3 separate regions of the Homo sapiens genome follow, and regions 1 and 2 are each linked to region 3. Evidence: chromatin loops called from intact Hi-C (ENCODE). Cell type or tissue: mammary epithelial cell. All regions are shown on one strand.

Region 1 (8,000 bases), 710 kb after region 3:
TGAATTTAAACTTGTGTTTGTCTTACCCTGAAATTCTTATGACATTAGCATAATTATTTATTTGCCTTAGCCTCCATATATATATATATATATATATATATATATATATATATATATATGCTGTCAAGTAAGTATTATTATTAATGGTAAGATTACTGAATACTACTCAAGATTTTGTATCAGTTTGCTAATATTTTGTTTAGAGTTTATGCATCTATATTCATGAGTGAGGTTGGTCTTTTTATTGTGCTGTACCTCTGCTTTTGTAGATTCTGATTATAGAGCTCTGCCTTCAATGACTGCAGGAGAAGGGTGGGATATGAGGCCTCAAGGGTTTGCCTATGGCTTGCCTCTTAAGTTCAGAGACTCCCTTAACTTCATGGAGGCTGGTGTCATCTAGAATGCTTCTCTGCTTCTGCCTCAGTGTCCACTCAAGGGGTTCTGGGTTAGAACATGTGCTATAGAGAGCCTTACTGTAGGCTTTAGCCTGGAGTAAATGCTCAAGTTACCCCCGAGTGGGGCACTGGCTCAAATGTTCTTCCCTTTATTTATTAATTACTTAGTCTATCACTTATCTCAGATTCTACTGTTTCTATTTATTCTATGGTCTTTCTTATTTTGGATATCTCGTTGTCACCTATATGAATTTGACACTTCTTAAACTCCTTTAAGTTTTGCAGTTAATCTTTTCCTGTCTATTATATGTATTCTAGTAATTCCTCACTGTTTATGTCCTATTAATGAATCCTTCTTCATTTTTCAATGGTGCAATGGAATTACTTTTATTTTTATATTTATTTTCATTGAGATCATAGGAGGAAAGAGACTTAAACTGAATAAAATTTCAGTCCTCATGAGCACTTTACATTTTCTTTTTGTTAACTACTGTATTGGTCCATTCTTGCACTGCTATAAAGAAATACCTGAGACTGGATAATTTATAAAGAAAAGAGGTTTAATTGGTTCGTGGTTCCACAGGCTGTACAGAAAGCATGATGCTGGCATCTGCTCCGGTTCTGGGGAGGCCTCAGGAAACTTACAATCATGGCAGAAAGCAAACGGAAAGCACGTGCATTACATGGCTGGAGTAGGAGCAAGAGAGAGGGGGCATTTTAATCAGAAAGGATCAGAAACAGTTCTCATTCACATGGAATGGGCAACATATACACTTAAAGTTTTCCCAGGCCTTATCTGCCACCTTCTGATATAATATAATATGCAGAGATCTGGAGCATCTGGATTTCCCATAAGACACCATTGTTTTTCCATTGATAGCATTATCTTGATCAGAGGAGATGAGGAAGTAGCATGCTAAATACTTTGGTAAGACAGATGTGCTCCAGAGGGTAGGAAATAAAGCCTGGCACATCGGTAAAATTTTTAGGAAACCAGTGTTCAGGAACGTGCTAGCACATCCTCTTTAATGTAAAAGACAAATTATTGTATCTTGTACTTTCTTTAACAAAGAAGGAAGCACAAAATCTGATGAGGCTTTTTGGACTCTGGGAGCAAATATTCTGCAGTAGGGAATACTGCTCCAGCTGCCAAAGCAGAAATGGCTTCTGCAGTGGTCCAGCAGACTCTATGGCATCAGAAGTCTCAGTGATGGGGGAAAAAATGCTGTGTGGTGTTTGAGGAAGATCCTGTGGGAGAACCACAATATAGGACCTCAGGGTTCTGGAGCAAGGCCATGCCATCTGCAGCAGAGAATTGTGTGTCTTTTAAAGACCAATTTGTATATTACTGGTTCCTGGTAAATGTAGAATAATGAATCACAGGACACTACATCACCATACGGCCAGAACTGCCCATTATGATCTGGATCCAAATGGACCCGCAAAGTATAAGGACAAGCAGGCCTAGGAAAAATGTATTGTAAGATAGAAGTGTGACATCCAGAGCCAAACACAAACAGGACCAGAGGTATGAGCAATGTGCATAAACAGGTAGCAGGTAGCCCAGACTGCCCCTGTCCCCAGCATCCAAACAGTTGCACTCATGGCCCTTCCTTAGCTCACACCTATAGCTCCCTGGGGAATTTGGTATGACCAGCTGAAGGAGGAGAGAAAAGGTCACATTTTGTTTACAGATGGGTTGGCTTGGTATATAGGCAAGTTAAAAATAGACAGAGGCAGCTTTACAGCCACACTTTGGAGTGGTTTTGAAAGACAGTGGTGAGAGAAAGTCCTCCCAAAGGGCAGAGCTGCAGGGGGTACACCTGGTCATCCACTTCGTGTGGAAAGAGAGGTGGCCTGAGGCTAGACTTATATAGAATCACAGGCAATAGTGATTTCCTGATCATCTTTTGTTCCTGAAATGAAAAATATTCAAAGATCAAGAGCAAAAAGTTCTGGGAGGCAAACAGCAACTTTAGCCTGAGAAGTGAATGGTAACCAAGGGTTCAGACCACTCCTGAAAGAGACCGTGGGTCATGTCATCAGGTACGTCACTGAGATCAGCAGAGGTGGGAGGTCGGAGTGAAGAGAATCTAGAATGGATATGTGTACATACAGGACTGGGCATGAAGTATACAAATCTTTGTATCATGGCCAGGCACGGTGGCTCACGCCTGTAATCCCAGCACTTTGGGAGGCCGAGGCAGGTAGATCACAAGGTCAGGAGATCAAGACCATCCTGGCTAACACAGTGAAACCTCATCTCTACTAAAAATACAAAACATTAGCCGGGCGTCATGGCGGGCGCCTGTAGTCCCAGCTACTCAGGAGGCTGAGGCAGGAGAATGGCATGAACCCGGGAGTCGGAGCTTGCAGTGAGCCGAGATCACGCCACTGCACTCTAACCTGGGTGACAGAGCGAGACACTGTCTCAGAAAAAAAAAAAAAAAAGAGAGAGAGAAAAAAGAAAAAGGAAAAAAAATCTTTGTATCACATGTTAATGCCTACTAGAAAGCATCCACCAAAGAAAAGGCACTAAATAACCAACAAAATGGCTCAACCAGTTTGGCTCAACAAAACGATTGAGCCAAAATGACTGAGTCTCAGTCATCAGCCACCCCACTGCTGGCACGATGGGCACAAGAATGAAGTGACCGTGGTAACAGAGATAGAGGCCACCCATGAGGCCAATAGCACAGACCCCGAGGCTTATCTAGCTCCCATCATTAACAAATGCCCAACCTGACAGCAGCTGACACTAATACTGTCCCCACAAGATGGCACAATTCCTCAAGGAGACCAACTAGTCACTTAGTGGCAAATTAATTACATCTGATTCTTTCACTCTTTGGAGGGTCAGTGGTCTATTCTTACAGGAATAGACATATTTGAGGTATGAGTGTGCCTTTCTTGCCTGCAGGGCCTCCATTAGCACCATAATCCAGAGAATTATAGAGTGCTTAATTATCTAGCAAAGATCACATCCTGCCAGACAAGGGTGCCCACTTTACAGCAAAGCAGGCCCAGGAGTGGGCCTGTGATCATGCAATCCCCTGGTCATATCACATACCACACCACTCAGAAGCTGGTGGACTTACAGAATGTTATAATGGGCTGCTGAGGACAGAGCTGAGGTGCCAGTTAAATGCAAAACTTTGTGAGAATGGGGTGCTATCCTCCAGGAAGCAGTATATACATTCAATCAAAGACTTTCATATAGCATTATGTTCCCAATAGGAAGAATACCTGGGTCTGGGAACCAAGGAATAAAGGCAAGAATTACCACACTTACCATCACCACCATTGACCAACTGGGGGCTTTGTGCATCTTGTCTCCACAGTTGTAGACTCTGCAGGGTTCGTTATCTTGGTCTCCAAAGGACTATACTTTCACCAGGGGCAAGCAAGAGTCCCATGGAATTATAAACCAGAGCTGTTGCCTGGGGTACGCTGGGCTCTTTGTGTCTAGGAACTAGCAAGAAAGAGTCAGAATCCACAAGGGTAATTGGCCCTGATCATTCCGAGGAAGTAGGGCTGCTATTACTATAATGTGGGCAGGGAGGAAGATGTGTAGAACCCACATAACCTACTGGGGTACCTCTTATTTTTTGCTTTTTTTGGTTTCTTTTTTAAGAGAGGGTCTCTCTTTGTCACTTAGGCTAGAGTGCAGTGGTGCAATCATGGCTAACTGCAGCCTCAACCTCTCCCTGTGTTGCCCAGGCTCATCTCAAACTCCTGGCCTCAAGCAATCCTCCTGCCTTGACCTCCCAAAGTGCTGGGATTACAGGAGTGAGCCACCATGTCCAGCCTGCCTCTTGTGACAGTAGGGATAAAAATGGCAACTTTTGCCTGAGAAACAAAAGGTAACCAGGGGCTCAGACCACTCCTGAAAGAGAGTGTGGGACATGTCATCCAGTAAGTCACCGAGACCAGCAGAGGTGGGAGGTCAAGGTAAAGGGAATCTAAAATGGATAGGAAGGGGGCCAAGGGTAAGTTTCAACTACAGCCCCAAGATCAACTGCAAGGGTAGGAGCTGTAGTTTTTCCCATTAACTTCCTCTTCTAAGTTTTCTCTCAAGAATAGGGACCCACTGAAATGTTTAAGGAGCCACTCCTGGAGTGTATATGGAACATAGATCTAAGAGGTGCAAGTATGTACTCTGAAAGACACAGAGATGAGTTTCCCAGAACCCTTGTCAAGGAAGGTCTTGCTACCTGGCTGTAAAGAGTGTAGTCAGAAGATACCTCCTCCTGATAGCACATAACTGTCAGATCCTTCTGTGTCTGCCTTAGCTACAGAAAACTGTCTCACCTAAGTGTATGCCCTTCCTGGGCAATATATAGTAGGGGACCAAGCAAGGCAGAATATAATGGCCCAGCCATTTATACTGAAATCAGGGGCACTGTGACAGGTCACACTCACTCCAGTTCAACTTCTACCTCTGTTCACCCCTGCTTCCCCTCCCTTCCTTGTATGGATATCGATCCCTAACAAACACTTGTGCCCCACACTCACTGTCTCAAGTCTGCTTCTGATGAACCCAACTGTGTCAGCATTTCTGCTATCACAGATTTATTTCATAAATAGATAAACCCTGCATGATAGTTGGTACTGGCACAAGAATACTTGTTTTTAAAATTTCTTGTACTCCAAAAATACAATTTGATCACAGCACAACAAATGCATGGTAAAGAAGCTGGTTTCTAGAGTTTTAAATGTATTTTGCAGCCTTCACTATATGGTCTACTTTTATTCTTACTGTCTCCTAGTCTTCAACCTTAAGTTTAAAAAATTATATTTTTACTGTACAAAAAAAAAACCAAAAAATTGCTTCCAATATAATTTCTGTCTTCCCTGGAATACAGAATTGAGTCATTGCAATTAACAGGGTGGGAGGAAATCAGTCTCTTCTGGTGGAAACAAGTTCCTATTGGTCACCTCCCTCAGCTCTTTAATGGGAAGGCCATTTTTTGGTTTCAGTTACGGTAAATCTCTCTGGATTTCAGCCAAATTCTTTCAGAGTTCAAAAGTACAAAGCTCTTTAGGAGGTTTGTTCTTTTGAAACATTTTTTCAGAGGTTAAAAATTAAATTTCAAAAGAATACCTGGAGTGGAAAAGAGTTCTCAGCAGAGACAAAGACCCCGAACACCTCCAACATGAAGCTTCTTCATGTTTTCCTGTTATTTCTGTGCTTCCACTTAAGGTTTTGCAAGGTAAGTAATTCAACCTTTATGCAAACAATTTTAATTGATAATTTAAAGGTTGTAAAAACATAGAAAATAATCTTAAATATATAATTTTGATTTAAATATTACATAGTTCAGTTACAACAATGCCACTCTATAGTCAGCAACAAATGTTTTATGTTAATATCTTGATAAAAGTGATTTTTTAAAAATAGTTCTTTTTATGTGCTTATATATGCAGAGGCATTGAACTGAACAAGAATTTTACTAATACAAGGCTGTGATTTACTGTAATTGTAGTAAATCAAAAATATTTACCAGGCTCCTCCTGTGTGTAAGGTACAGTGCTACGAAGACAGTGAGACTGATCTCTTCCTTCAACAGCCTCTTAGTACGCTCTATAGTTATAGAAAGGGGAAATAATAAGCAAATTTGAAACATCTGAAAACACAAAAGTGCAAGTTACAAGACAGTATATATTTAATTGTCAAAAGTGATACAAATATGTGGTAAAGGACTTCAATGAGAGGACAAATCACTTCATGCTGAGAGGTCATGAAGAGATTATAGATCAAGTAGGATTTGAGCTGAACGTTTAATTCTGTATTACATGTGATCAGTGGTGAGAAAGAGGAGTGATTTCCAGCTTCTTTAGCCAGGAAAAGCAGCAAGTGCTACCATAGGAAGGCAGCAATGCACTAGGCCCCTCCAAATAAATGAATCCATTTGATCAGAATGAAGGCTTTGTGGGCTACAAAGGAACTCGAAACTGAAATGACATATTTTATTGAAGTTAGAGTGTCATCTATTAAGGTGAAAAATGTTTAAAATATTTTGGATACTTATTGATGATTGCCAACTTTGGTGGCAATCCAAAACTATCTTGTCTTAGTGCCAGCTTGTAGAAGAAAATATTTAAAGAAAACTACTTAAGAAAACACACTTTAAGATTCTTGTAACTTCTAAAATAGTTGCCATCATTGCAATGTTTATAATAGAGAATAAATGGAAATAACTAAATGCTTATTAATAAGACACTGGTTAAATTATTGTATATCCAAAATTGAACTATTACATAGCCATTGAAATGACATATTTATCTAAATAAAAAGTCCTTACTACAATTTTATTTTTATTGAAGAAAAACACACACACACATATGTATGTGTGTTTATATGCATATATATAAATGCATACTTATACCTACTTATATATATGACTAAAAGATCTTACAGTGTATGTATCAAACAGTTAATAGTTGCTATCATTGGCTAATAAGATTACTGGTGATTCTATTTTCTGTTTTCGGTTTTACTGAACCTACTCAGACAAGGAAACTAGGGGATTCAGAAAAGATGGAAAAGAAACCCATAGCACAGTGGGAGTGGCTGCTGGGGCCTTCTAATGGGGGGAATAACCAGAGGATGTTCAACAACAAGGAAGCTGACTAGGTGTGGGGGTTCACGCATGTAATCCCAGTACTTTGGGAGGCTGAGGCAAGAGGATTGCTTGAGCCCAGGAGTTTGAGGCTGCGGGGAGCTCTGATCATGCCACTGTATTCCAGCCTGGGTGACACAGCAAGATCCTGTCTCAAAAAAAAAAAAAAAAAAAAAAAAAAAACAGAGAAGCCAAATATTTCAGTCAACATGATTACCTACCATAATTGTGCTGTGACGTAATCACCAACTGATACCCTAAATTTTATTTTACCCTAAAATTTTATTACAAACTCAGGCACATATGGGTGGCATTTTAGAGAGAAAGAACTGGGGTAATGTTAAGCAGAATGACAACATCCTGGAAACAAGGGTGGCACACAGGAGGGTGTGCAGTGCAAGTGATGGCAGCGGAAATGGCAGAGTAGGCAGATCCACCAAAACCAAAAACCAAAAATCCATTTCTACAGAAACCAAAGGGAAGCTGTCAGAACCAACTTTATTTAGAACTCTGGAAAACAGTCAAAGGTTTATAGCACCTAAGAAAATGTTGAATGCAGGAACAGGCAACTAAAAATGGTATGAAAGCTTAGTAGCATTTTGCGTGTCTGTCCTTTGTGTCCTTGCCCCATACCCTCCCTAATTTGGCAGTGGTCTTGAAGGATATCTGAGTACATAAAATAGCCTTAACACAATAACAACAAATTTTGGTTTATTAAAACAAGTTCACACATTGTCATTAAAAAGACATTTTGAAATTCACTGTATTCTCATTACCTTAGTTTGCAAATGTTAAAGCAATTTTCTTCTAAAAATACAAACTGTTTCTCTTACTATGCAGAATATTATCCTAATCACTTACCACACTTCTATCACCCTATCACTTATAATACTGTTGTAAACCAACCACTAAGTGGCCTTTCCACTTACAATTTCTTCATGTATCTTAGATTTCAGTTTCTTAATCTTCCATGGGAAAGTAT
Region 2 (8,000 bases), 510 kb after region 3:
TTTTACTGTGTACTTCTGTCTCCCCATCTGGACCACAAATGACTTGAGAGTAGATAGAGCTCAGGTTTTTTGTTTTTTGTTTTTGAGATGGAGTCTCTATCTTTGTTTTGAGATGGAGTCTCACTGGAGTGCAGTGTTGAGATCTCAGCTCACTGCAACCTCCATCTCCCAGGCTCAAGGGATCCTCCTACCTCAGCCTCCTGAGTAGCTGGGACTACAGGTGTGCACCAGCATGCCAGGCTAATTTTTGTACTTTTTGGTAGAGACAGCGTTCCACCATAGAGACAGGCTGGTCTCATTTGGTAGAGACAGGCTGGTCTCAAACTCCTGACCTCAAATGATCTGCCCACCTTGGCCTCCCAAAGTGCTCGGATTACAGGTGTGAGCCACTGTGCCTGGTCTGAATTCAGATTTTAGGTGTATTTCTTTTCTTTTCCCCTGGCATAGTCAGCTGCCCCTAGCATGTACTCTGCACTTAACCTGTGTCAACTGATGTCAGCTGAGCTCAGTGAAGATGGTTTTATGGAACTACACTAGTATTGTGTTGTAATGAGTTTTCCAGGAGCAGAGAAGAGACTGGCTCAGAGCCAAACTTGATCTTTTATTTCATTCCTCACTCAATCTCCCCCCACCCCAATCTCTATGCGCATTTTCACCCCAGGCATTTATGAGACAGCTGGACATGATTGGGGATGTGATCACTCATGCTGGGAGATAGTTATATGAGTGGCCCACAGAGAATGGGTCAAATTGTTTGCAGTACAGTGCGGGGGGAAAAAAACAACAGCAAAAGAGACATTCTAATATATTCCTGAGTACTCAGCTAACTGTAATGAGTCCTTAGTTCTTTTCTAAGTTTAACCAAATTCCTGTAAAATCGTTGTGCTATTAGCTTGCAAAATTACATTATATGTGCCTCTATAGTGGGTTACCATTGTAAGAATTATGCACTTTTAGCTGCTCAAGGAAAAGTAGTAACTACAAATATTCCATTACTTTTTAATAGTGCTACCAATAACAATAAGCACTGAAGCAAATTTTTGAAAATGCTGAATTTTTTCATTATCAGGGGAAAGTAATGATCCATATAAAATACTATACTATTTATTGTAGTTTTCATATTCAATTTTTAAGTGTACCTTAAATATCCAGGCCTTCTTCAAATTAGGTAATAAAGTTGTACTGAATTCAGTATTTGGGGTTTCATGGCAACATAGGTATGAGAAGGGAATTTAGAGTGAGTTTTCCAAAACAAGAAGCCTATGTTCTTTCCAGAAAGAAATCTGAGGAGGAGGTTATGATAATAAGCACATTGAAGAAGGAAAAATATAGAAAATTCAATTGGAGTTGATATTTCATTAGCTCCTTTCATTAGCAGAGGAGCTGTTTTTGTTGGCTAAAAGTTTCTCTAAACCTTTCCAAAGGCTCACGACACAAAGGCCTGTGAAACAATGTCCTCTGGCCTGTGAAACAAAACTCAACCTGAGACCCAAAACCAAAAGGCTGATCATAATACAACTCTTAAGGGTATCTGAGTTCATTTCTATCTGAAGTAGACTGAGTTCCTGAGAACCTGGGTTGATTTTATGGTCTCTCCACAAGTGGCTTGGCTGGACTTCACAGACAGCCAGGCGTCTGGCTAAGGTCATGCCCCTGATAAGACCTGAATACTCTGAAATCCCCAGGACAATCCTCAGATCAACTTAAATTTACAGAAACACTTCCCACTAGATGGGCTGAACATGGAACATGTTTTCTTGGAGCCATTTACAACTTAACTGGGACTATACCTACAGCTACCAGTATAGATCCTGGACCTTAAGAATGACCCCAAAACTCAATTCAAATCAAGGAGTCATCCATTGTGTTCTTGCTCAAAGTGCAAGAACACGGGCTGCCCTGTGACTAGAGTTTTGAGTGAACGTGGTAACCTCATATAAGATAGAACTCCAGTGCAAATCAGGTCCATGGCATTTCAATACAGCCCAGCTATTCACATAGCTTATACAATTTAGTTATTTTGTTTGTGTGTGTGTGTGTGGTTAAATGAGACTTTTCATTGAAAAACAGTCAGGATCTAAGTAAAAATAACCATTCACCAGGAGCCAGGGATAAAAACTGACCATCTGCTGCCTGGCCATCCTCACCAGCCACTGGTTGACCCCCATTCTTGAGGTCTTGGTGTTCTTTTATAACCACAAACTGCAGACAACAAAAAGGAGGGAGAGAGGATATTGTTAAAATTCACAAATTATCTCAACGTACATTGAATCAAAGTCTATGGCTTTACGATGTTCATCCTATGGAAAGTGAAAGTCAGAAGAAAGGCCCTGTGAAGTTAGTCTTTCTATCTAAAGAGAGATTCAACATTCAGTGAGGAGCCTTGTGTTACTTTGTCTTAAAGCAACTAGGCACACCAATATGTTAACTGAAGAATCTATTCTAATTATGGAATCTCAGCTTTTAGGTCACGGATCCCTGGAGCCACTGATTTACCATAAGCAATCCAAGAATCCATAAGTATTCTAAGAACTGCCCATAGGCCAGGCAAATAATATCTAATATATGTGTGTGCTACAACTTTTCATACACACACACGCACACACACATTAATAACACTCATTTAAACATGCTACCAAGTTCTGAGTAATTTGGGGCCATTAAAGGTAGTAATAATTACCAGTGCAATGACAATTTTGCAAGCTGGTTGAACAGCCTAGGGACCTAGAATTTTAATAGGAAGGAACAGAAAACAACATTTCTCTTCAGTCAACAAAATGATTACTTTTGTCATTATTTGTATTATCAAAAATTGATTGGGCACTTGCAATGCAGGCTGACCAGAGTTCACTGGCTCACATTCACTCTAGATAGATTAGATATTAAAACAGATCCATGCTACAAGGAAAGAAAAGAAGTGACCCCATACAACAGGACAAAGGACATCATTTGGTGAAGTCCTTCCTTGTCAATCAGTAACTAGTGCAAGGACTGCCCCAAGGTTTTGGCCGATCACGCTTCATTGGTTCAGAAATGGGCGCTCCACAGAAAGGAGCACACAACTCAGAAACAACAGAAAGAGGAGTAGAAAACAATCTCTTTGCCCATATTTTCCTTTGAGAAAGGTGTAGAAAGGGATGATGACTGGGGTCAATTAGGCAGAAGGCAGGGAAATGTTGGTAAGGGAAGTGTGAATCCACAGAACATGTATTTTCATTTTCTTATAATACAAATCATGCTTCATCTCCTCCTCATTGATGATCTCCTGCAGCAACACACTGCAAAATCAACACGCAACCCACTGTTTAAAGACACATGCCCATTATTTCTGTCTCAAGTCAAAATCCAACCCTCTGCACTGCAAATTTTCTAACCTCGTGCCTCTCTGTCAGAAGAACATAGGTCCCGAAATTCTGGGCTGAGGTGGGGAAAGGAGCTGATAGAACTACATTTGTTTCTGCTCTTTCTTCTAGTTTGAGCGTTCAGCTCTCTCCCACTCCCACTGATATCTACAGCAGCAGTTGCTGTCAACGACAGTTATGACGGCTGTGGGGGACTGAGCTCAGCAGCCCCAGGCCTCCCAACATAGCTCTGAGCCAACAAGTTGCTCATGACAGCAGCAAATGCTTTTGATTTTTTAATAGTCATACACAGATTGTGTTTCTCCTTCATTCCCATGATGATGAATTAATGAGATGAATTAAACCTGCTACTCAAAACCTGAATGAAATACCATGTAGACTGACAAGTGACATCTGGGTAATTTAGAAGTTCGCAAAGTCATGAGGCCTCAAAGAACCAACACATTCTAGAGCTTAGTCCTAGAATCACACACTTGTGGAATTGATAAAGACTGATAAAGACTGAAGGGATCTTAGAGATCATCTAATCCAAACCCCTTGTACTGAGTGGGGAGCAGAAGTCTGCATAGGTTAAAGGAATTGCTCAAGATTAGATAGCCAACTGGTGGGAGAGTAAGGCTAGAACTCATGTTCTTTCTCATGCTTTAGAGAAAAGGTCTCAGTCTGTCACTCAGGCTGGAGTGCAGTGGTGCTATCATAGCTCACTGCAACCTTGAACTCTTGGGTTCAAGTGACCCTCCTGCTTCAGTCTCTTGAGTACCTGAAACTGCAAGTGTGTACCACCACACCCAGCAAAGTTTTTTTTTTTAATCTTTTTAAAGAAATATGATCTTGCTATATTGTCCGGGCTGGTCCCAAGCTCCTGGCCTCAAGCAATCCTGCCTTGGCCTCCCAAAGCATGGGGATTACAGGCATGAGCAAACTTGCCCAGCCTCTATTTTTTTCCCCCATACTTGAGTCCAACCAAAAAATAAATAAATAAATAAGGAAACACTGAATGCCTATTACAGGTAGGAAAAGATGATCACCTGGTAGTCAAAAGCACAGTTACAGGAAAGCTACTTTCTGGGAATTCACTGTGAGATGGGAGCTGGGGAGTAGGGGTAATAATGTGGGAAGGACCCCAAACATTGCCTTTGCTCCTCCATAACCTCTCTGTAATAGCTCTTCCCTAAGGATTCAATCCTCCATGGACCTGCCATGTATTCCAGTCTCTTCCACAATATATACCACAAATAATGCCAACAGCACACACTGAATCAGTCCTTAACTCTGACAGGTTTCTAGAAATGGAAATTCCCTTAACTGATTCAAGAATGTGTAGCCTGTTTCAAGACTGCCCTCTAGTGTTCCAAGATCAATTACTGAAGTGGATGATTTATGAAACATCTTGAATTTCCCAAACCTCTGTGCTTTTCGGAAAATATCTAGGATTGTCAGATAAAATAAAGAACCCAGTTAAATTTAATTTTGAATTTAAATTTGAACTTTCAGTATAAGTATGAATTTAACTAGGCATCCTATATTTTTATTTGTTAAATCTGGCAACTATTTTGCTACTGAAATTTGGGGAGTTGAAATGTGTGTGAGAAAAGAAATATTAAGAAAATAAAAGAAATATTAAGAAATATTAAGAAAATTAAGAAAATTGAGTGCAGTGGCTCATGCCTGCAATTCCAGCACTTTGAGAGGCCCGGGCAGGTGGATTGCTTGAGCCCAAGAGTTTGAGACCAGCCTGGGAAACATGGTGAAACTCTGTCTCTACAAAAAATACAAAAATTAGCTGGGCGTGGCGGTGTGTGCCGGTAGTCCCAGCTATTTGGGAGGCTGAGCTGGGAGGATTGTTTGAGCCCAGGAGTTCGAGGCTGCAGTGAGCAGTGAGTGGTTGGATTACTGCACTCCAGCCTGGGCAACAGAGCAAGATCCTGTCCAAAAAAAAAAAAAAAAAAAAAAAAGACAGAGAAAAAGAAAAAGAAAAGAAAGAAAGAAAGAAAATAAATTAGAAGCACAATCTTGGGTTTTTAAGACATGTATCTGGAATGTATTAACTAAAAATATGGAAAGCCTTCACATAACACATACAAATCTAAGTTATAGAAAGAATCTACATGAAAGAAAAAAATTCCAAAAATTTATTGTGCCATTAAATTATGGCATTATTATAACTCATCTGATTCCTTTAGTTAACAACACAGTTCCCCCACCCTCCCACCCAGGACCTCCCTAGCTGATGTGGTCTTGGCTAACACTGACACCAGCTGGAAGCTATAACTGATTCCAGTCATTCTGAACTCAGTGAAAAAATAGAAAAAATGAATAGGGGTTAATATCAAGCCAATTCCTTGCTTCATCTGCTTTGGTCACATTACCCAAGGTTGAGGGCAAGAGGACATCCCATCCTCAGTGTCAGCAGGCCTGCGACTCCTCACATCTCTGCTCGACTCCTCATAAGGATTCTTTGGGTTTTTCGATAGCAGCTTCTGAGTCCTGTGATAAAGCCAAAATTTGAGACAATCTCACAACAAAACAAAATACTCAGCCCACTCAGTGATGATCAGGGACAACTAACTGCTTTTGCTACTAAAATTTAAGTACTTGTGTGGGAGAGAAGAAATATGAAGATAACTAGGAACATAACTTTAGATGTTTAAGGCAGTCTTTTCTGCAGAACTCAAAATGCTTTCCAGACAGTGTTTCACTCTTTCCAAGGTTCTGTGAGGTAGAGGGTGTGTGTGTGTTTGTGTGTGTGTGTGTGTGTGTGTGTGTGTGTGTGTGTATGTATGCCCATGTATGTTGGGGGGAATAGCCTTGCATTCATTCATTCACAGGTATCTATTGAGTACTAACTATACCCCAGGCACTGTCCTAGTACTGATGATATAGCAATGAAAAAACAACTAATTTTGCAGGGAGGAGTGGGGCAGTCTGTGGAAAAAATATCTCAGCAACTGTGTGAGGCAGACTATGTTAGCTCCATTTACAAGTGAAGCCATTGGGGCTTGGAAATGGCAGTGACTCACCTAAGGCACACAGCTACCAAGGGTAGTGTAAGAAGTCGGTCATGATGACACAAAGCCTAGGCTGCTCTTACTGGCCCACTGCAATCTCTCACTCATAAAGAAATTAGAGGCAAAGACAGAAGGAGTGGATGACCCAAGATAAGAAAATCTCATAGTGGCTAAGCCAGGAAATACACTAGGTATCTTGCTTCCAAATCCAGTTTTTTAGAGTACTGTCTTGTTTGACATTCAACGCTAAGTCTATACACGGCGTCATTCACTAGGGGTGGGGGTGGGGAGATTTAGCATGGAGATGGATCCCCATCCTCAAAGCAGTAGCCCCTAGAGCAGTGCATCTGTGAGACTCCACAATAACGCCACTGTCCTGGGGCAGATAGGCAGCTTAATTGCCTCTAGGAATGCAACCCTCTGTCAAAAGCCCTACCTGGACGTTCCAGGAAGAGTGATAAGGATAGGAGGGGCTGCTGTGAATCTGGCATCACAGACAGTACCAAGAGATGGTGTGGGTTATTATGTGTTTTAATCAAAGGCTTCAAGGAAAAAAATTGAAACAAGTGGCTAATATAAACAATTCCAAAGTTGCAAAGGTACAACGTTATAATTTGTACCAGTCAGAATGGCTATTAATAAAAAGTCAAGAAAAAAAAGATGCTCATGAAATTTTGGAGAAAAGGAAACACTTATACACTGTTGGAGAGAGAGGAAATTATTTCAATCATTATGGAAAGCGGTACGGTGATGCTTCAAAGAGTTAACTGCAGAACTACCATTTGACCCAGCAATTCCATTACTGGGTATATACCCAGAGGAATATAAATCATTCTACCATAAAGACACATGGATGTCAATGATCACAGCAGCACTGTTCGCAATGGCAAAGACACGGAATCAACCTAAATGCCCATCAATGACAGACTGGATAAAGAAAATATGGCACATACACACCATGGAATACTATGCAACCATAAAAAGGAATGAGATCATGTCTTTTGTAGGAACATGGATGGAGCTGGAGGCTATTATTCTTAGCAAACTAACACAGGAACAGAAAACCAAATATCACATATTCTAACTTCTAAGTGGGAGCTAAATGATGGGAACTCAGGAACACAAAGAAAGGAACAACAGACACTGGGGGCTACCTGAGGGTGGAGGGTGGGAGGAGGAACAGGAGCAGAAAACATAACCGTTGGGTACTGGGCTTAATACCTGGGTGATGAAATAATCTGTACAACAAACCCCAGTGACACAAGTTTACCTGTGTAACAAACCTTTACATATACCCCTGAACCTAAAATAAAAGTTAAAAAAAAACCCACAAAAAAACAAAGTTATACTTTGTGATGAAATACTTCCTGTTGATTTTCTTACAAGGGAGTCCTTCCAAGAAATCACATGTTTTAAACTAATAAGATTAGAATACTTGAAAAATTTATTTAGTTTCACAAACATTAGTCTTTTTTGTTTTGTTTTGTTTTTGAGACAGAATCTCGCTTTGTCACCCAGGCTGGAGAGCAGTGGTGCAATCACGGCTTACTGTAATCACTGCCTCCCTGGCTCAAGCGATCCTCCCACCTTAGCCTCCCAAGTAGGTGGTACTATAGCTGTGTGCCACCAT
Region 3 (8,000 bases):
TGATGTTCTTGACACCGTTCACGTTAAGCACAGGATAACCCATCTGTCTGGTCCAGGTGTCCATTACTTCTTTCACTGGTAGCCTACTTGCCTAAGATTGAAAACAAAATGGAGATTAATTAATTAACAAATATGAGAAAATAAAAGGATAGAATAGTTAGATTAGAAAATGATTGGTAAGCCATTTGTAAATCAGACAAAGAAATATTTGGGGACATATACTCTTCCTTACCTCTTCCAGTGCTGCCCAAAAATCAGAAGTTTTTGCATTCTTGAATTGGTATTTTTCCAAGTACATCTGTGTGTAAAAAATAATCAGCATGTTAGAAGTCAATGTTTGCTTTTCTCATACTTTCACAAGATGAACTGAACCCCTGCTACTCAATTCTACCTCCATTGCGCAAAACCAGCCATAGATAACATGTACATGAATGAGCACGGCTGTTGCATTGATATTTGAATTCCATACAATGTTCATGTATCATAAAATATTCTTCTTCTTTTGATTTTTTTCAACTATTTAATAATGTGGAAACCATATTTAGTTTATGAGCCTTAAAAAAAATACATGGATGGTGGGCCAGATTTGGCCAGCAGACAGTAGCTTGCTGATCTCTGCTCTAAGGAAATAAATATACAACCTTTTGAATAATAATGATGATGATGGTGGTGGTGGTGGTGGTGGTGGATGAATTGGGGACATTATTCACTGTAAAGCATAAGTCTTCACTCTTCAAATATTTTAAAGTACAAGTCTTTTAGATTTAAGCTTCTTTTGGCAATTTTCTTTACAAAACCTCTTTCTATATGTGAGTTTTCAAATATAGTGTGATTTATCCCCAGAAAAAATTCCCAGTCTTCTAATCCCGTAACTGGGAGCCACTTGGAGTTTGCCAGTAAACTTTCCTAAGTTCCTGCTGTATCACTCCTCTGTTGCTTTCTAGAATTGTCCTGACTGAAAGTGGAGGTCTTTGATAGAAAATGGAACCATCTTCAGTGTTCTTAATGTTAACTTTGCACATATCATTTTCACTCTAAGTTGCTATAATTTTCAGTAGGTGCTGTACCTAAATCACGTTACCTCCTAAATTCCTCTTCTTTTCAGACATAGAGATAAAACAGTATTAGAAGGACTCCAAGAAGCCTGGAAGAGGGATGAAGCCACTTTGGAATGCTGCCTCCATATTTGTTCTTTTGGTTAATTCACTTCTTGGCACTACCACCAGAGGGCAGGCAAAGGAAGGGAGAAGCAGCAATCACTTTTAGGTATTCATTACAGAAAGTTGCACAAATCATTCATCATATCTTAATAAAATAATTGAATATTTGGTAAATCAAATGTCTAATATTTTTAAATAATAATAATTGAATACTTGGCATAGTAATAGTTATAACCATAGCTGTGTTTTGATGACAATTTCTATTGAATATCTTTTAAAATTAATTTAGAGGAGTTTGACTACTACAAGGTCTTGAGCTTAGAACCATGCAATCGTGGAACTGGAAGGGACTTTAAATATTATTTAATAAAGCTCCCACATTTTGAGGTGAAGGAAACTGCTCTCCCTAACTACCTGGGTGCCTTCAGAGGTGAAGAGATTTGCCTGAGATTATGATGAGGAGAATTCTGAACCCTGGATCAGTGTGTGTGGTTTTCATCACTGTTATTGTTGTTACTGCTTTTAAAATTGCAGTTTCTTGCTTCTCATGAACCACAGGCTGAATGGAAATTTATGTAATCAGCATATTAAAAGGTACTAATTTTATATTGTCTAGATTAGTGCTTTTGAATATTCTATATTAAGACACTTCCCTCTTCACCTTGAATAATCATGTAATCATTCAAGTCAAAATTACACGATGACCTAGGTCACAGTTCATTATTAGTTGGAATCAGTGAGCACAAAAGGAAACGAACAATGTTTCTGTTACTAGTATCCCAAGAAGGGAAAAGACATTTTCCAGCTGACCCATTCCTGTCTTATTGACAGTACTACTGATACTAGAAGAAAAAGAAAGGAAGAATATATTCTCGGTTTCTATTTCATGACCACATATTGTTATGAATGTCCCCTTCTCTATTACATCTTTTATGTACATGTATAGCCTTAAAGATTTTCCAGTTGATAATTTTGCTCTTATTTCCCCCATCCTGCACCTATTTTGCTGTTTGAGGTTGAGTTTGGGGCAAGGTGATGAGCATGAAAGAGAATAGACAAATGGCCAGCCCCAGATTTAGTTCCACACCAGGTTAGCTAATAAAGAGTCACTTTGGGCAGAAAGTTAGTATTTGCAACAGAAATACCTTGAACTCCCATTCATAGCCTGTGGGATTTCAGGGCAACAATCATAGAGTGATGATGACAACTCAAGGAGGATATTGTTGGGATGCTCAAACTATGTGAACTATGGAACTATGTTCCAGTTGGTCTGAGGGTTTATTGGATGTGGTCCATATCGATCATATACTATTTTCAGATATTAGCTAGTGTTTGAAGATTGAAGGAAAAGGGTGTTTGGGTGTTTTGTGTAAATTCATTCCATAGCACTATAATGGCATGAAATATTAATATCTATTCTTCATAGTTCAGTTTTTAGCACCATCTGTGATCACAGTTAAAGGAAGACTTTTAACTTAAGAATTATTAATTTTAGACAAAACCGGTTTTTTAAATTAATTATAACATAGATACTAGGTTAAAGGAAATATGAGAGTTTTATGGAATTATTAGGATAGCTATTCATTTTCAAGGAATCTTAGTACTTCTCTATCAAAGTCAATATGAAAGATTATTTAATTTGAAGCCAGCTCTGAAGATGCCAAAATTGTTATTTATTAATTACAATTTAATTTAGAATCAAAACTATACAAACTGAATTTTAACTTAATTTTTGAAAATGAATCTTCTTTATTTCTATGTCCTGTATAATTTATTATAGGCTATTCACTCATTCATTCATTTAACAAACATTTTCAGGATGACGTAACATGTGTAATTAAACTAGGCCCTGCAGTATGGGTAAAGATATAGAAGACAGAGTCCCTGATTAAAGATGCTTACAATGGGCAGGGCACAGTGGTTCATGGCTGTAATCCCAGCACTTTGGGAGGCCGAGGCGGGCGGATCTCTTGAGCTCACAAGTTCAAGACCAGCCTGGGCAACGTGGCGACACCCCGTCTCTACTAAAAATATAAAAATTAGCCGGGTGTGGTGGTGCCTGTAATTCCAGCTACTCGGGAGACTGAGACATGAGAATCGCTTGAACCCGGGAGGCAGAGGTTGCAATGAGCCAAGATCACGCCACTGCACTCCAGCCTTGGCGACAGAGCGAGACTCTGTCTCAATAACAATAATAATAATAATAATGCTTACAGTGAGGGAATATATGATAACATTTGAGTTTGAAACTTATGGAAAAGTTACAAGATGTTCTCATGATGCAGAAGCACAAGCACATAGCTTCTCTCTTTGCACCTAATGTCTCTACAAAATATTTTACTAATAGACAAAGGGTTAAAATATACTGATATACTTCCAAATATTTCCGAAATCTTGACTTTATTTCTTACTTTAATAATCACCTAGATGTTTCACTATTGGGTAGAAGGGGGCCGTTTTCTTTTAGAGTAGTGTAGAGAGGGCTAAATGCCACATAAGAAGGCTTGATGGGAGTGAGATCTATGTGAATGGTGACCTTCTCCTGGGGAATCACATACAGAAGAAGTACTTTCTGTGGCAGCCAGCAGGGGGCATTTCTCCAACCTGTTTTCTGCTCTCTGGGATGAATACCGTCAGCACTGCTACTCCTGACTACCTGGGTTATCGCAGCAGGCAGGATGTAGGTGGAAGGGAAAGAGTAGGAAGAGAACTTCATTTCTAGGCTGGAATGGGGCCAACCTGCAGAGACGGCAGTTATAGGGACACATTGTAGCTACTTTGATAAAATTAAAAATAAAAACAAACCTGGGACGATTGGCTTAGGGTCTGTTAGAAAAACGAAAATGAAACAGAAACATCTCCTGGAATAATACGCTTAAGTGGGATGTGTGAAATGTTTCAGAAAGTTTATTGTCATTTCTGTTACCAAAAGGAAGCAAGCCTCTTTATTCACTGACTCCATTGTAATAAGCATACTAATATTGATCTTTTCTAATCTAATAATAAGGGAAAAGTCTTGTACTCAGTATAAGGAATGACCTTTATAGATAAATTTAGATGTTTATATCATGTTGCTATGGAAAGAATCGTATTCCCTGAAATTCATATAAGCCCTAACCCCCAGTGTGATAGTATTTAGAAACGAAGCCTTTGGGAGCTGTCACATTTAGATGATATCGTGAGGCTGGGACTCTTATGGTGGAACCAGTATCCTTATAAGAGACACCAGAGTGCTCTCTCTCTCTCCCTCTCTCTCTCTCTGCTATGAGGACACAGTGGGAAGTCTACCATCTGCAAGCCCGGAAGAGAGGCTTCACCAGAAACGGAATCAGCCAGCACTTTGATCTTGGACTTTCCAGCCTCCATAACTGCAAGAAAAATGCATTTCTATTGTTTAAGCCACCCAGTCTATGGTATTTCCTTATGGCAGCCCAAGCTGACTAAGACACATGTAAGGAGTTTCAAAAATAACTAAGTAATCTGTTTCAACTTCTCCATGAGACTTCTGCTAAATGATCATTACAGATACAATGTAGGTACTCAATTGGATGTAAAATCATGTTTTTATCTTTTGCTATATTATCTATGCCTCAGTAAAGAGATTAAAAAGGAAATTATCCTTGATTAATCACATATCTTAACATTCACCAGCCACATATCAATGTAGTTTAATTTTGATATCACTAAAAGTAATAAATCATACCTGACATCCTTTTTGAAAATTCTCTGGTTTTATCCAGTCTTCAAGCATTCTCAAAATAGAAGATCCCTACAATGGGGATAAAAAGACAAATGAAACTAATAAAGGCTATGTAAGGAACAATGATCAGTTATTACTCTTGCAACTAGTATTTCATGATCATATTTGTGAGATTAGTTCCTCAAGATGATTCTGCTAAATTATATGGCTCTATGATTTTAGGATGAAAATACCACTTGGCACAGTCCCTGTATCTATGCATCTAAAATAACTAAAAGGTAAAGAGAAATTGCTAAAATGGCCATCATTTCAGGGACTTCAGATTCAAATAATTATTGCACTTCCCCAAATAAACCAGCAGATGGGGCTTTCTTAATGAAAGAGAAATAGTCTAAAAAATCACATTCTTTGATGAATGAGGAAAGTAGTTTCAGGGTAAAATTCTGCCAACTTATTAAATATATTTTCATATTTGAAAATAAGAATTATATTTAGCAGAGGGAAGTAGATAGTCAAGGAATTATCTGGTCAAATAGCTTAATATACATGGATACATAATTTAGGCATATAATCTTTCTCTTCTCAGTAGTCTATCTCATTTGCTTTCCTTTCATCTGAAGAATCTGATGAACATCTTGGCTCTGTACTTTCTTTTTATGTGTTATAAGGTTAGTACTGAAATGCACAATTTGTAATATTTTAAATCAATTTTCAAGTAACTGAATGAAAAAAGAACACTGCCCCCACTTAAATTAGTAATTTTTATTGTAAGTTATTAAGCATTCTAAATTAATTTTATACCTATTTAGAAAGCTAAAGGCCTAGAAACATTTATTTATCTTGGACATAATATCTTAAACCTGAGGAGTATCTAGGACTAAGGGGAAAAATGATTGAATAAATTTAAACTTCTCCCATGTGAATAATTAGAATAGGCTATAAGTGGATTCGAAATTTTCATTTCGACATAAAGATAAAAGGAATCATTCATAATATCAAAGAAAAATGAATACAAGAAGGCTGAACATACACCATGGGAATCATATGAGAGGGAAAGTCAAAAATATGATGCTAAGAATTTCAAATGCTAATACATAGAAGCTTTTTCACTCAAGTATTCATTTTAATAATTATAATATTTTTGACTCAAATAAGACTTTAGGTATTACTCAGGATAACAAAATGTATTAGCATGCAGTAGCTTCTAAGCATCTCAGTGTAGTGGGAAACCCATGAGAAGCTGAAGTAGAAAATGACTAAAATAAAATTTAAATTATGTTACATACAGATGTGGAATATGTTTGAAGGAGAGACTATATGAAATATTGTGGGACAGAATGTGTCACATAAATCTTGGAGTTACAGATTTCCAGCAACTTTTCATAAAATATTAGTGAAGAAAAAATCCTCACCTACAATATGCTAACAAATTCATCTTTACATCTTCTAAAAAGGAATAAAAGTATTTCCTTCTGAGTTGGATTTAAATGTTTATTGCAGGCATTAAAATGTTCTACTAGGAAAGCTGTGCACATATACAGCATTTCTTGTTGACCACATAGAAGAAAAAGATTTATTGTCTTTTAAAAAATCAAATAAAACAATTTGAAATGTGATGCTTCAAGTCTAAATATTAAATTATCAGAATGAAAATAATTATATACAAATGTGTAAAGAGAAATTCTTAAAAATCTCTTTTAAAATTCTGTGACAATGACCAGCACTAAATTATACTGAAAAGTACAAACTATTGAATATTCAGCACTCAGAATAACTTCTACACTGTTTTCCAAAGCTCACTGGCACAGTGTGACCATTCTTACCATTTTTAGGTATCCACTAAAAGAAAAGTCACTAAACAGGAAGATGTTCAAAACAATGTTCTATTTCTCCCACCTTGCTATAGGATATTCCATCAAAAACAGATGTTATTTCATCAGGGGTTGTCACAGTCACAATAATTGGATGCGAAGACATCAAAGAATCATCCTCTTGAACAGGTAATACATCTTCAAGTAACATTTGGTCACGCTGAAATGAAAGAATGAGCCAAAGGAATATAGTATTTCCTTTATACTAGTTTATAAACTAAAATACCATATATAAGAAAAATTGGAGGAAAATAAATATAAATGACTTAAGTTACTTAAACATTAGGTCTTCAAATTAATCATACTTTGCACTGATTGAGCTATATTGATTTCATGCCCTTCTTCTACTTCTAATTCCTTTTAATTTTCCCCCAGATGACAGGCCGAGAAGACATCAACTTCTGTGAATTCTGCTTCTGCGACTTCTGTGTGACTTTTGGATATGTGCCAAACTTTTCAAGCCCTATTTCTATATCTGTGCAATGAGAATGATGACATCACTCCACAGATTTGGTCTAAGAATTAAGAGAGGTTGCATATCAATTTGCCAAATATTGATGTTCAGGTTTTTCTAATATTAACTTGTTATTGGAATTTGGATACTTCATAATTAATGAAAGAAAATATTGGCAGTTTATCCTTTAGTTCTAATCACCTCTCGTTTCCCTCCTAGGTCTTGTCAGCAATACAGACTGGTTGACAGGCCTAGCAGTACTGTCAGATTTCCTTGGTTCAAAGCTCAGTCTTTTTACTTTCTAGATATATAAGTTTAAGCAAGTTTCCTCACCCATTAAATAGAAGTAATTATGGCCTGTACTTTTTGGAACTGTGCACAGGACTCAGTGATAAAATTCATGGTTAGTACTTGGCATAGTACCTGGCACAGAATGAGAACCTAACCCATTAGCTGCTATAGTTATTTTGACTCTTAAGCAGTAAGATTCTGAAATCTAACTCTGCTAAATCACTACTAACTTTAAAAATTTCATTGGCTCTACTTAATTAAAAATATTTCCAAAACAGGAGTATGTTGTATTGGCTTACATTTTCCAATTATGCGGGTTTCATTTATAACAGGAAAGGTACTGCTGTCAAGTGATGACTGCCAATCAAGATAATTTTGACTTGCATTTTGATTTTTGTATACCTAGGAAGTTTAAGTATGGTGAGTAGAAAGATCCTGTTCTCAGTGTGAGGAAGATTGACTATACCAGCTGTGTGTGTGATTTTGGATTTTGCTACCAGCTGTGTGTGTGATTTTGGATTTTG

Evidence for each region. Peaks named below come from ENCODE experiments on the same cell type or tissue, not always from the same donor. Only the 100,000 strongest peaks of a DNase experiment are listed, where the experiment ranks them.
Region 1: a loop joins it to region 3, with 4 times the contacts of the local background. A loop is called at or near these places in 2 of 110 quality-filtered maps.
Region 2: it touches region 3 in a loop (6-fold over the local background); 107 of 110 quality-filtered maps call a loop at or near these places.

What each region holds. Positions count from the first base shown.
Region 1 is chr4:109,799,523-109,807,522 of GRCh38, reverse strand. It overlaps CFI (complement factor I), which reads left to right and starts at 5,524. Exons shown (of 13, transcript NM_000204.5): 1 at 5,524-5,608. The coding sequence starts at 5,552. LOC124900757 (a long non-coding RNA gene) reads right to left here and starts at 3,851. Exons shown (of 2, transcript XR_007058226.1): 1 at 3,688-3,851; 2 at 935-1,082. In mammary epithelial cell, a CTCF peak has its summit at 3,170 (motif pointing right); a DNase peak (open chromatin) is centred at 5,342.
Region 2 is chr4:110,002,354-110,010,353 of GRCh38, reverse strand. EGF (epidermal growth factor) reads right to left here. Exons shown (of 24, transcript NM_001963.6): 22 at 5,732-5,849; 23 at 2,124-2,202. Among named protein-coding and RNA genes, the nearest start is that of EGF, 93 kb to the right of the region's middle. In mammary epithelial cell, a CTCF peak has its summit at 4,706 (motif pointing left); a DNase peak (open chromatin) is centred at 4,663.
Region 3 is chr4:110,512,306-110,520,305 of GRCh38, reverse strand. ENPEP (glutamyl aminopeptidase) reads right to left here. Exons shown (of 20, transcript NM_001977.4): 7 at 6,757-6,891; 8 at 4,864-4,929; 9 at 233-298; 10 at 1-91. Among named protein-coding and RNA genes, the nearest start is that of ENPEP, 40 kb to the right of the region's middle. RefSeq lists an enhancer at 5,204-5,373. In mammary epithelial cell, CTCF peaks have their summits at 1,229 (motif pointing right), 3,744 (motif pointing right) and 5,219; a DNase peak (open chromatin) is centred at 3,785; H3K4me3 peaks cover 714 bases; H3K27ac peaks cover 902 bases.